Regions from separate parts of the Homo sapiens genome. Here region 1 is linked to region 2. Evidence: chromatin loops called from intact Hi-C (ENCODE). Cell type or tissue: MCF 10A. All regions are shown on one strand. Each heading gives the region's core, and the rest is flanking DNA. Links, peaks and the distances in the headings are about the cores only. Region 1 has its middle 50 kb from the start of LINC01630. Region 2 overlaps LINC01630 (long intergenic non-protein coding RNA 1630).

Evidence for each region. A loop is a pair of places that touch in the nucleus more often than their neighbours do. Peaks named below come from ENCODE experiments on the same cell type or tissue, not always from the same donor. Only the 100,000 strongest peaks of a DNase experiment are listed, where the experiment ranks them.
Region 1: it touches region 2 in a loop (4-fold over the local background); 3 of 110 quality-filtered maps call a loop at or near these places.

The regions. Positions count from the first base shown.
Region 1 is chr18:51,338,670-51,345,785 of GRCh38, forward strand. No RefSeq gene overlaps it. Among named protein-coding and RNA genes, the nearest start is that of LINC01630, 50 kb to the right of the region's middle. In MCF 10A, for the core only: no CTCF peak of the experiment used is centred there; DNase peaks (open chromatin) are centred at 1,412 and 4,382.
Region 2 is chr18:51,533,848-51,540,963 of GRCh38, forward strand. All of the region lies in intron 1 of LINC01630 (long intergenic non-protein coding RNA 1630), which reads left to right. Among named protein-coding and RNA genes, the nearest start is that of LINC01630, 150 kb to the left of the region's middle. In MCF 10A, for the core only: a CTCF peak has its summit at 3,869 (motif pointing left); a DNase peak (open chromatin) is centred at 3,834.

The sequences.
Region 1 (7,116 bases), core at 1,296-6,295, 190 kb before region 2:
TTTGTGTTAGTAAAGGGCTTTGAGATCCAAAACTGAAAGTAGTTACAAGGAACAAATATCATTACAATGATTTATTTGTATCCTGTTATTTAATGTTACGATATGGATGAGGTTTTGCAATTTATTATCATAAGGTGAAGGAGAACTCATTGCCTGCCAAAATGAAAATATACAGTAGATACAGTAATATATCTATTCCATATATTTTAACAGGGAGTTGCCTGCTTGCATTTATCAACTGTGTTAGGTGAGGGTGAATTATGAGACCTCACACGAAAAGGTGTATCTCTTTTTATGCACTCATAATTCAGAAATAGTGGCTGAATGAATTTGGAGAAGATCACTTTCTTAAAAAAAAAAAAAAAAAAGCACTATAGGACTCAGGTCAGCTTGAGGGATTTCAACTCCCAGAATTATTTCTGTGCCTAGGGGAGTATTAAAGTGAACTAATCAGAAAGTACATGCAAAGTCGAGAAGGCTGTAACTTTTGTCTTTATTGCTGTGGTCTAGTGTTGTAAGCCGAAGAATCTCAAGCTAACATTTTGAGGTATCATGCTACTTAAACAGGAAGGTCCTTTTTATTTTTAGTGGCAGATTTACTCATTATTTCTATTTTATAGGTGGAAAAACCAAGTTAGAGGGAGATTATTCATCTGCTGTCTGATGGAGAAATTGCTTCAGCTCTTGTCACCTCAGCACTAATCATTAAAAGTAACTGGTACAATCTCTTCAATATTAACCAGGTAAATTACATAGCAGAGAGCCTGGCACACAGTGGCCATGAAGCTGCTGCGTCAGACAGTCTGCTGAGGGCTTTAGGCAGATTATTTCATTTGATCCTCATATTAGCCCTAAGTGGTGGTAGTATTAGCTCCATTTTAAAGATGCAGAAACTGAGGCATAGAGAAATTGAGTTAGTCAGTGATGGATCAAGATGCAAACCTATGCCTGTCTGAGTCCAAAGTCTGTGTCCTTAACCATTGGCCCTCTAGTGCTGGTCAATACAGTCACCACAAGGCACATGTGGGCTGTGAGCCCTTGAAATGTGGCTAGTCAGAATTACAGTGCAGAATTTGTGGTAGGTATAAAACACATCCTGGATTTTGAAGACAAAAAAAAAAGAAGGTAAAATATCTCATATTTTAAAAATATTGCTTATATGTTGAACTGATAATATTTTGGATATATTGGGTTAAATAAAAAAGTATTATTAAAATTAATTTCACCTACTTCCTTTTAAACTGTTTTAATGTGTCCACTAGAAAATTTAAAGCTGCGTATGTGGCTCACATTGTATTTCTGTTGGACAGCACTGCTAGACCCTGCTATAGCCATCTCTTGTATTTTTACCATAGTTCTCTGCCCACAGTAAGCCCTCCACATGTTCTGACTCACCCATAATTTATGTAAATATGGACAGAAGCCAGAGAAGAGGAAAAAAATCATAAATTGCCAGGTGATTCCTTGCAGCATGAGTAGAATACAGCTTTAAAAACTCAGAACACAGGTGGCAATTTCCAGGACTCAGGGCCCCATCACCCTCCTTCTCTCCCGCCCCATCCTTCCCTCTTTTTATCAACAAACATACAGGAGGCTTTAGAATAGACCAGGCACTGTGCAAGACCCTAGAAATTACAAAGGTGCATATAACCTAGTTGTTCAGAAGTTTACTTCCAAATAGAGAAAACTGATCCATACTAGTCTGCCAGAGCTGCAGTAACAAGTTAAGTTGTAGCAAGGTAAGTAACCACAGAGTGGGTGACTTAAACCACAGACATTTTTTCTTATAGTTCTGGAGGCTAGAAATCTGAGATCAAGGTATTGGTAGGGCTGTTTTCTTCTGAGTTCTCTCTCTTTGGCCTGTAGATGGGTCATCTTTTCCCTGTGTTTTCACTTCATCTTTTCTCTGTGTGTATCTGTGTCCACATTTCCTCTTCTTCTAAGGACACCAGTCATACTGGATTAGAGGCCACCTAATGACCTCATTTTCAGTTAATCATCTTGGTAAAGGTGTGGTCTCCAAATACGGTCACATTCTGAGGGACTGGGGTTAGACTTCAAGATATGAATTTTTGGGTGGACACAGTTCCACCCATAACACGACCTATGAAGCAAGTGGTATGGCCACATAGAAGACGGAGTATCTAATTCTTTGTGGGCTGCATGTTGAGGTGGTCAGGAAAGCCTTACATATGTGAGGTGGGGATTGATGTTCTTTTGAAGGTTAATTTCTTTTTTTCTTCAGTCCAGTATGCTGCCAGCTGCTTTCAATCTAGGGAGAACTTAATACAGATATTGAAGGCTGCTATGGACTGACTTGTGTCCCCTCACAAATTCCTGTGTTGAAGTCCTAACCCCCCAAAGTAACTAGATCTTGAGGTAGGGCCTTTAGGAAAGTAATTAAGGTTAAATGAGGTCATAAGGGTAGGGCCCTAATCTGACAGGACTGGTGTTTTTTTCTGGGGGGGACAGAGTCTCGCTCTGTTGCCCAGGCTGGAGTACAGTGGCATGATCTCGGCTCACTGCAACCTCTGCCTCCTGGGTTCCAGTGATTCTCCTGCCTCAGCCTCTTGAGTAGCTGGGATTACAGGTGCACACCACCTCACCTGGCTAATTTTTGTTATTTTAGTAGAGACAGGGTTTCACCACATTGGCCAGGCTGGTCTTGAACTCCTGACCTCAGGTGATCTGCCTGCCTTGGCCTCCCAAAGTGCTGGGGTTACAGGTGTGAGCCACTGCACTGGGCCTAGGACTGGTGTTCTTATATGAAGAGGAAGAGACGTCAGAGATTGCTGTCCATGTGTACAGAGAAGAGGCCATTTGATGACATGGCAAGAAGGTGGCTGTCACAAGCCAGGAAGAGAGGCCTCACTAGAAACTGAATTTTCTTGCACGATGATCTTGGACATCCAGTTTCCAGCACTGTGAGAAAGTAAATTTCTGTTGCTTAAGCCACCCAGTCTGTGGTCCTTTGTCACAGCAGTTTAAGCTGATTGAAACAAGGGCCCTGCTCCAGTTTAAAGGTGCTCGGAGACAAAGGTGGAGCAAGACTCTTGTTTTTGTGAGGGGCTCTGCAGAAGTTGTCTCACTGCTTGGGATGCAGAATTGGTAGTTCAGAAGGTGGCCAGGCGTGGTGGCTGTAGTCCCAGCTACTTGGGAGGCTGAGGTGGCAGAATCGCTTGAGCCCAGGAGTTTGAGGCTGCAGTGAGCTGAGATCATGCCACTGCACTCCAGCCTGGGCAACAGAGTTAGACCTGGTCTAAAAAAAGAAAATTGATAATCAGTTTGCTAAAGGAGCCTAGGGTAGTTAGAAAACTAGTGGTGGTGGCAGGAGTGGGTGGCAGGAATGGGTGGCAGGATTGCTGTGAAGAAAAGAGTTGTCCATACTTGTGACTGGTTTCAATCCAAAGAGCCAAGTGTATTGGGAGCCTGGTTTGACTCAGCGTATCACTGAAGTTGGAAGCCTCTCAGGACCCATCACCTTTGGAGGATTTGAGCTTTGGGGCAGTGGATAATTGTATGGGTGTGAACATAAGGAAGGTGCCCCTGGAGTCCAAGTGTGGGGCGTCTGAGGGGGCTTGGCCCAGCTGGAGCATAACAGCAACATGGTCATGAATTCATTGGATTGTGTACAGGGGACAAGTGGCTGTAAAATGTGTATGGAGTGAACAAGTATCCAAGGTTTCCAGGACAACACAACAAGGCAAGGAGAGGTAACAGCAGCAGGAAGGATCAGACTCCAATTCTCTCTACTTGGCTTGGCAGTGGATTGCCCTTTTCAGGGATGAATTAGCCCCTTTGATTTGTTAGAAAAAAAACAAGGTTATGGAGAAGTCTCAAACGGAAGGTGAGTGTTAAAATAATTAACTAGAAAAAGGAAAGAGAATGTGACTGTCATTGTACTTTGAATTCGTGGACATGATTCCAAAGATAACAGAGTGGGTAGAATGTGACCTGGGGGTGGAAAAATGAGTTGGAGATTTTTAGGAAGGCAAAGTTAAAGGAAGACACTCCTGGAGGAGAAAAGAACAATTGCAAAGACCTAAAAGAATCTGGACTGCTGGAGAAGTGATTGCTGGTGCTGTAGAGTTTATGTGGGAAAAGGTGAAAGGGATAAGGCTGGAAAGATACAGCAGTCTGGTGCAACAGTTTCTGTAAATGTGAAAGAATCTGGACTTTATTGCATAGGTAACAAAGATTTGGTCATGGCAGCTGTGGGACAGGTGAGAAGGAGAGAGGTGCTGGGAGGTGACAGCCACTGCCAGCATCTAGGCAGTGATTCCTGTGATGGAATCTCCAAAGTGGGTGGGGCTGTGGCAAATGACTCACTAGACTGTGGGAAAATAGTAAAACTTATTTATGTATGCTAAAAAAGCAAGTGAAACATTGCCTGGTATTTATCTACAGAGTGACATTGCACCTTCACCTCATTTAGTCCATATGGTGAGCAGCCATGAGTCATACAGGACTTGAAGTATTCTGAAGGATAAACAGAGGCTCCACTCCACTCCTTTGCCTGTTTCTAGTGTATTTTTCTGTACATTTGCCTGGCTAAATGTATCCACAGATTGTTTTATTTGGTCATATCTCATTTAACCTGCACAAAATTGACAAGTAGCTGAAAGAATTCTGAAATGAAACTGCAGATTGAAGGTAGCACTAATACAAACAACAGGCAGAGTATGGGCAGATGGCAGAGCAAACCCCTCTATTTCTAGTGCGAGGTCTTTGTCAAACCCCACACGAGGTAAAAACAGTGGCAATGGAATCATCTCACAAGAAGTTGGCCCCCAAAATAGAAATCGAGAAGATTATTTAAAATACGAATTTATATCCACTGTTGCTACTGTCAAACCTTAACCTAAATGTATATTGGCCAATAGTAAATTCAGCAAGATATTTAGTAGAAATGTTATTGGCTTCTTTATTATACTTTTCAAAAATATCTTTTTTAAAACGAGTGTTATAATATATATATTATTAGAACAATTACATATGTGCATAATCTATAAATAAGTACATATATATGCATATATATATAAAATTAGGGAATGAGCTTTCAGAATTTTTACTGAATTGGTTTTCCATTACAAAATTTTGAAGCCTACTGCTTTAGGCAATGAGAAATTGCAATAAACACACAGACTGCCTATAGGTCCCTCGTTGCCCTTTGGGTGTCCTGTGAGTGTTTTTCCATGCTTTACTAATAATCATTTGATGCTTATTAGTCCACTCTAGTCTCTCTTCTCTGGACATCTTGGGTATCCAGGGTGGCCTGAAGACACAGCTACGGAGCTCCTTTCCATAGCATCCTCCTTTCTAAGAGGGGTCTATTGGTGTCCTTGGACTAAGGGACGATGGGAAGTATCTCCACCGTTGTCAAATTATGTGGCCTCTGATGACCTGAGGCACAGACCAGGCTTGGCTGCATCTCATAATAGACCTGGATCATTGGTGAGCTTCTGGATGCTGGCTCAGTGATATTCCCATGCACCCATCAACAGGAACCTGATGAGTGTCCCTGGCCTCAGTGGCCAGAATCGGGTCTTGGTCTTAGGCTGGCTTTAGGGCACTGGAAAGTATTGCTCCCAGTGGTTTCTCTCACTGTTTGCTTATTCTGACTTCCTGGGGGAAGATACTTACTATCAAACAAGGGTGAAGGCTCTGGATTTTGACAGAGAACCTATTTTATTTGGTCTCTCCCTACTCCAGTTGGTTCCAGCCCAAATCCTCTTTATTCTTTCAACCTGCAATATCCCTCTTTCTTTCTTTTCTATCACATGTGTAAACAGAAAAATCTTAGACAAATTAAATATAACAGAGTTTAATTGAGAAAAAAAATGACTTGTGAATTGGGCAACCTCTGGAGCCACAGTAGGCTCAGAGAGACTCCAGTGCAACCATATGGTGGAAGAAGATTTATGGACAGAAAAAGGAAAGCAATATTTAGAAAATGGAAGTGAGGTGCAAAAACAGCCAGATCGGTTACTGCTCAGCATTTGCCTTATTTGAACGTGGTTTGAACAGTTGGCTGCCTTTGGTTGACATTTGCTGATTGGCACAAGAGTAGGTTATAGTCTGTTTACATATCCAGTTAGGTTACAGTTCCCTATGCATGGAGAAACCTTTAGGCCAAGCCTAAAATATGTAAGGAGGCAGTTTTAGGTTAAACTTGATTTAACATGTGGTTCTTGCTGAAGTACAGAGGAACATAAATGGCCCAAAAGACAAAGCTCCAAATCTCGACAACATTAAACATTTCTCCCTCCTCAAGGGTAAAAAAGGCCTAGTTTTTGCAGACATGGAGCCAGCCTTCACACAGGAGTTGGGCGTGGAGGGAGAACACATGCTTTCATTCTTTCCTTTGGAGTTAACACCAAATCCTATCCCAAGGCTAGATCAAATGGCTTCTAACATGGAAAGAAAATAAAAAAGCGTAAAGTAAGATGAATTTTATAGGAAAAATACAATTGGAAAACTCAGTATACTTTAAATTTTGTTCTTGGCAGGTAGTCCTTTCAAATGACACCTGGCTTCTGCCATCTCCTGCTTTCTTCTCTTGCTTGCTATGGTGTAATGTGCTACGGGATCTGCCAAAATGCAGGTGGGCTGTTGCATCCCCCTCAGTCCTCAATCACCAGGTGTCTTGTCAGTTCTATGTGGAGGTTCCTTGGTGCTCAGGCTGCCAGGTCCATTCTGAGCTCCAACTATGCCAGCAGCCATCTGAAATAGTAGGACTCTCGAGTGAAAGAGACTGAAACCAATGCTAGCTGCTCTCAACACAGTAGGGGCATTATTGGCTCACCTAACTGGAAAGTCCAAGAAGGGAGCCACATTCATAGGCAGCTGGACCTTGCGGCTCCTTGGACTGAGCACTCTTCTTGGCTGTGCATGAACTCTCCTGGCTTTCTTTCTCACAAAGCTTTGCTCTTGGAGCTGCTCTAAGCCCATATTCTAGTTTCAGTTCTGAGTCCTGGAGAAAGACCTCTCTTTCTCCCAGAATCCATGTATCAACTTTTATGAGGGGATTTCGATGGGCTTTGCTGGGATCACCTGCCCTTTCCAGAACTCATCAGTGTGGCTAAGTGAATGAGAAGCTCTGATTGGCCAGACCTG
Region 2 (7,116 bases), core at 778-5,777:
TTTACCCCTTTAAAAACTGAATTGTCTTTTTATTGGTGACTTTACGATAGTTTTTAGAATACACTCTGGATACCAGATTCTTTATTGTAAACAATATTTGCAGATATTTTCTATCATTCTGCAGGTTGTCTTTTCATTTTCTTGGTGGTGTCCTCTGAAGGATAAAAATTCTAAATTCTTATAAAGTCAAATTTGTCCTTTTCAAGAAACTCTTGTTTCTTGTGCTTTTGGTGTTACATCTAAGAAACCACTGTCCTATACAAGACCACAAAGATTTGCACCTATGTATGTGTGATGGTTAATACTGAGTGTCAACTTGATTGGATTGAAGGATACAAACTATTGATCCTGGGTGTGTCTGTGAGGGTGTTGCCAAAAGAGATTAACATTTGAGTCACTGGGCTGGGGAAGGCGGATCTACCTTTAATCTGGTGGGCACAATCTAATCAGCTGCCAGGGAATATAAAGCAGTCAGAAAAACATGAAAATGAGAGACTGGCCTAGGCTCCCAGCCTACATCTTTCTCCAGGGCTGGATGCTTCCTGCCCTCCAACAAGGGACTCCAAGTTCTTCAGTTCTGAGACTCAGACTGGCTCTTGTTGCTCCTCAGCTTGCAGATAGCCTATGGTGGGACCTTGTGATTGTGTAAGTTAATACTTAATAAACTTCCCTTTATATATATATCTCATATATATGTGCACATAAAATGCAAAAAATCAAGAAGTTTGAAAAACAAAATGCAGGTGAGGATGCAGATTGATGGGGAGACTCATGCTTTTTACAGTAGAGTGTTAGTTGATACAACTATTATATATATCATATATATGATATAACTATATCATATATATGATATATATATGTAAAGGGAAGTTTATTAAGTATTTTATATATATATATCTCCTACTAGTTTCGTCTCTCTAGAGAACCCTAATACAGCATTCTTCTATGAGTTTTATATTTTAGCTCTTACATTTAGGACTATGATCAACTTTTATGTGCTGGGATTACAGGCATGAGCCACCGTGCCTGGCCTGGAATTGCTTCTTAATTTCATTAGAAACACAATTATTTTGAATTAAAAATTAGTTCATTTTTGTGTATGGAAGTGGTACACATTTTTTTTTTTGTATATGAATATCCAGTTTTCTCAGAACCATTTGTGGAAAAGACTATTCCTTCTCCATTAAATGGTCTTGGTATCATGGTAGAAAAACAATTGTGCATAAATGTATGGGTTCATTTCTGAATTCTCAATTATACTCTATATGTCTATCATTATGCCAGTAGCACACTACTGTCTTGATTATTTCAGCTGTGTAGTAAGTTTTGTAGTAAATCAGAAAGTGTGAATCCTTCAGCTTCATTTTTCTTCAATATTGTTTTGGCTATACTGGGTCTCTTGCATTTCTATGTGAATTTCAGGATTAGCTTGTCAGTTTCTTCCAAAAGGCAGCTCGGGTTTTGATTAGGATTGCATTGAAACTGTAGATCAGTTTGGGGAATATTGCCATTTTAACAACATGAATTCTTTAAATCGATGAATTTGGGACGATTTTCTATGTTTTTAGATCTTCTTTAATTTCTTTCAACAATGTTTTGTAGTTTTCAAAGCGTATGTTTTGTATTTTTTTTTGTTAACTTTATTCCTAAGTATTTCATTATTTTGGATGCTATTGTAAATGCAATTATTTCTTTTTTTTTTTTTTTTTTTTTTTTTGGCAGAGTTTCACTCTTGTCGCCCAGGCTGGAGTGCAATGGCTCTATCTCGGCTCACTGCAACCTCCACCTCCCAGGTTCAAGCGATTCTCCTGCCTCAGTCTCCTGAGTAGCTGAGATTACAGGTGCCCGCCACCACGCCTGGCTAATTTTTGTACGTTCAGTAGAGATGAGGTTTCACCATATTGCCCAGGGTGCTCTCCAACTCCTGAGCTAAGGTGATCCACCGGCCTCAGCCTCCCAAAGTGCTGGGATTGCAGGCATGAGCCACTGTGCCCGGCCTGGAATTGCTTCTTAATTTCATTAGAAACACAATTACTTTGAATTAATTTTTGAATTTATTGAATTTATATTGAATTAAATGTTCAATTCCTGACATGACCTTTTAACAGGCAGTTAATGTTTTCATTCTATGGACTTTCCTTCATTTCCAATTTTCTAATCAGTTGAAATTCTGGTGTGATAAATGTAGAAACAGGTCAGCCCTGATGGTGCTTTTGCAGGTGCTCTATATCTTATCTGAAGGTTAGCCTTGCAGGTTACAATGGACTCTTATAGACCCTGGAACAATGCTTGTGCTTACCCAGGTTCTGCTTGTAGTGCCACAGGCTTGATTGCTGGAGCCTTTTCATTGTTGTTTGAATTTGCATGTTCAGCCATTGCATTTTCAAAGCAGGAATTATGGTGCCAGGCAATCAAGTTTAGAGGTGCTTCTAGCTCCAGCCTGGACCAGAACTCTTAAGATTCCTGTGCTGGAACTGGACATCAGCTCAGTCCCAGTGGTGAGTTTACTTTTAATATCCTTTAGGTCTCCTTGGCCAGCAGAACTTGGGTCAGCCAATCCTGATCTACTCTGTTTTTCTTAACTTTGAATTTTGGGGAGCAAGTGTTGAGGTCTTTGTTCCTGCCTTCTTAAAAAGCCTAAAGAAAAATCATTAAACTTGGTGTAACTTCTCCTGCCACAAGTTACACACTGCAAGGGCCTGCCTTTGTCAGAACATTAAAAAAAAATCTGTTACAGACATTTCTGGAGCAGTGAGTATCTATTAGATAAGAGAGGCCCTTGAAAATTATATTTTGACTAAGGAAGCCCCTTTCCAAGGTGACTTGCTCTATTCAACTAGACAAAGAAGTGGAGCATGGCTTTGGCACCCCCCATCACACAATGTAAGGTCTTCCATGTGATAAATCATTCCATTTTATTTTTAAAAATACCATTGCATTGGCTCAGTGCTCTTCAGAGTCTCCAGAGATGTTTCCTTGAACTTCAGAGTTGTGCTTGTGTTTGTGAGTGTGACAAGTGGACTTGGAAGTTTGCTCATTCACATTCATTTCTCTTACTGTTAAAACTCTCATGTTTCCTTTTCAAAGAGATGGATTATCTCACCTTTTTTTTAAGTAGTTTTGGTACTCTATGCATTCCATCACATCTTTTTCTTAGACACAATGAAGAGCAGGGCATTTAAAAGTTTACAGAAAACATGCTAAAATAAAATGTAGAGCAGCTTGAAAGAGATTCACTTACTCTAAGTGTACCTGTAGACCATGGTAGCTGAGTTATTGTCATATGATACTCGGTAAGCATATCAGGCTGGCAATCAAAATGCTGAAGCATTGCTTGCAGAAATTAATAGTCCTCAGTATGGGGTTTGGTCTTTACAGTAATGTCAAAGTAGGAAGGATTGTAAGTTCAGCAGCAGGCTTAAAGCCAGGGTCACCTGTATTAGAATTATATGAAGTATATTTGTAATTGAGAAAGGTTTATTGTACTAATTTTACTAAGATTTATCCTTCCAGTTACCTGCAATGTGCATTTCCTTCTATTAATGGCTCTCAGCCAGTCTACTGGAGCAAAAACAAACCAACTGATTGGCATTGTAAGAAATTACTTATTTTTTCTTTAGGAGGAGAGTAGATATTCTGCATGTCTGATTTATGATTATTTATCATGAAAGATTACTGACTATAATAGCCCTAAACAAGCCTCTATTTTCTGGGTAAGACGTAGAAGGAACTAAATAGCAGACATGGCAGAGAGTTCACTAGGAAGCACTTCAACGGATGGACTTCTTCTGCCAGGGCTTCATTTGCATATGGGAGGGCACGGACTAGCAGGATGCAGATCAAGCCCTGTTTTGCCTGCGTCTGAGCTCCTCCTTCCGGCCAGCTGCTGCGCTAGGCACTTAACATACATTGAAAAAGAAAACTAAAAGCCACATTTTTCTTTCTTTTAAAAACTGTATATATTTAAAGCATACAATATGATGTTTTGATATACATATACATAGTGAAGTGATTGCCCTATTTTCCTATTCACAATTTTTCTAGGTCATAATTATGGCTGAACTATTGCTACAAATCTCAATAGATTTAAAGAAAGTAGAAGAGGAAAAGGAAAACTATTAACCCAAGTGACTATGGGAATACAAAGCATCGGGCTAGTTCATTACCTTTTGTCTTAAAGATAAGAGAGGAGGTTAAAGAATATTAACAAACTGATGAACATAAAATGGCAAACAAGAAAGAACATTAGCCAGGGGGAACACATGTCCCTTTAAAATTATACCTATATATATTCTGAATTATTAAATTTAAATTATCACTACTTTATCTGCTATTTTATTGCTGAAATTTCTCACAACTTCATTTGCGAATAAACTCTCCTGTGATGGTCTGCCATTTACATAAGCATATTTATTGGTATCTCCTACGGAGTATAATCTTAACCACAAGGCTATGAATACAGTAAAACTTTACATTTTTGTGAGATACTTTATTTATTCAATTTAAGCTCAAGAAGTAGATGCAATTTATTAGAAAATGTTACAGAAAAGGAATTAATTCACCTCAATTCCAATGCACATACTGGGATGAATAACTCACTGTTATGACATAGTCAACTTTATTCTACCACCTTAATATATAAGGGACAATGGCTGGGCTCAGTGGCTCACGTCTATAATCCCAGCACTTTGGGAGACCGAGGCGGGTGCATCACTTGAGGTCAAGAGTTCAAGACCAGCCTGGCCAACATGGTGAAACCCCATCTCTACTAAAAATACAAAAAGTTTGCTGGGCTTGGTGGCAGGCACCTGTAATCCTGACTACTCTTGAGGCTGTAATCTCAGCTACTGTGAAGCGGGAGAATCGTTTGAACCCGGGAGGCGGAGGTTGCAGTGACCTGAGATTGTGCTACTGCACTCCAGCCTGGGTGACAGAGTGAGACCCTGTCTCTCTCAAAAAAAAAAAAAAAAAAAAAAAAAAAAAAAAAAAAATACACACACACACACACACGCGCGCGCATATATATATATATATATATCTTGATCACCAAGCCCACTGCAAACTGCTGCTGTTCATTTTCTCACTTTCTCTTGCCTGGACTATTGTAGATTTTCTCACTGACTTTTCTACTCCTAACCTTCCTTTTATATTTGTCCAAAGACTAATCTTTCTCACAATCAGAACCCCTCATATTTTCCCCTTTCTTAAAACCCTTCAATGACTTTATCCTTGCTTTTAGAATGAAGCACCAGCTCCTTAGGGTATTGTACAAAGTTCTTCACAGCCTTTAATCTCAGATCTCTCTCCCTTGCCATACACATCTTACTATCCAGACACATCTAAAATACTTGCAGATCTCTGGATGCATTATGATATTTAACATCTTCATGCCTTTCTTCATGTTTCAACTGTTTTTTTGTTTTGTTTTGTTTTGTTTTTGAGACTGAGTCTTGCCCTGTCACCCAGGCTAGAGTGCAGTGGTGCGATCTCTGCTCACCACAGCCTCTGCCTCCTGGGTTCATGTAATTCTCCTGCCTCAGCCTCCCAAGAAACTGGGATGACAGGTGTATGCCACCATGCCAGGCTAATTTTTGTATTTTTAGTAGAGATGGGGTCTCGCCATATTGGCCAGGCTGGTCTCAAACTCCTGGCCTCAAGCGATCTGCCTGCCTCAGCCTCTCAAAGTGCTGGGATTACAGGCATGAGCCACGGCACCCAGCTGACATTTCATCTTCTTTATGGAATTCCTCTGGACTGACCATTGCCTGGACACTTCTCCACTCTGGGGTTTACCACTACCACGACAGGCTACTAAAGTGGGTATCTGTTTTTGTCTGTCTGGCACCCTTCCACTTCCTTTAGGATGCTGATCCACTACAATAATGGAACCTGATAATGCTGCCAGTCATAGCATCTGTTTTATTGATCGCAGGGGTGGGTATATGACCATGGATATAGGTAATCATGGAGCCTTCTCAGACATAATGATTGACCCAGAATTGGGTATGTGGCCTAAGCCAGGCTAATCTACGTCTTCCCTGGGATTGGATGCAAACTAGAGACTTTTCCTTGGATCAATAACTTTATAAATGTCACCCCAGAACCTCTTTTGCCCATTTCTAGACACATGGAGGAGGCTGAAGAATAAAGTTGATGTTGAGAATGAGAAAGAAATGAGAGGTGGGGGAAAAAAAAAAGAAATGAGAGGTGGAGAGAGAGGCCTGGTGTCATTGAATCTCTGAGATCTACTCTTATTAGCCAGTAGATCTTGGTAAAGCTAATTAATTTCCTTAAGTTTCATATTTTTAATCTATAAAATGGGTAAAATAAATGTAATACTAGCTACCTGATAGGGTTCTTATAAAGGTTATGCAAAATAACACATATGAAGTGCTTGGTACACTGCTTAGCATAGAGTAAATGCTCAATAAATGTTAGTAGTGACTGTTGTTATAACTAAGTTGGGAGAGAGTGTCCTCTTTCTTGTTAGTAGTGAAGCAGGGCTTCCCAGTCGGTATTTAGGCCTATTTATCGCTGACTATGGGCTAATTTTGGGACCATTTCTTTTTCCCCAGTATCTTCTTGGCCCATCGATCAGGCTAGTAACCATTTTAACATGACTCACCTTATTCACCTTTACTTCAGTAGCTTTAGACATTTAAATAAATTAAATGTTAGTAAAAATATTTGGAGAACATTTGTATTTAATTGTAATGATGTTAAAGTATTTAAACTACTACAGTGCATGCAGAGATGGATCAGTGAAAATGCTTTGTCCATTACTGGAAATCTAATACATGGCAACGCAAAATAATTTTGATGGTCTCAAGCACTAAATTACTAAGTGGGTATATTATAGTGAAGATATATGTAACAAGGGCATTCTATACCAGTTCAGCCCACTCAGCAAAATTGCTCCAAGAAGTTGCAATATTTGTGTCTTATTAAAAGACTGACTTCATATTTTTATGGGAAATTGATAAACATTCTTTCTTGGTGCCCTCTTAAGATCCATATGAATTGTATAATGTTTTAAAGTGGGTGGTCAGTAACCTCATTTCATTTCTCTCTTCTGTGTCTCTGACCCAGCTCTTAAAAAAATGCAGCATCAGCATC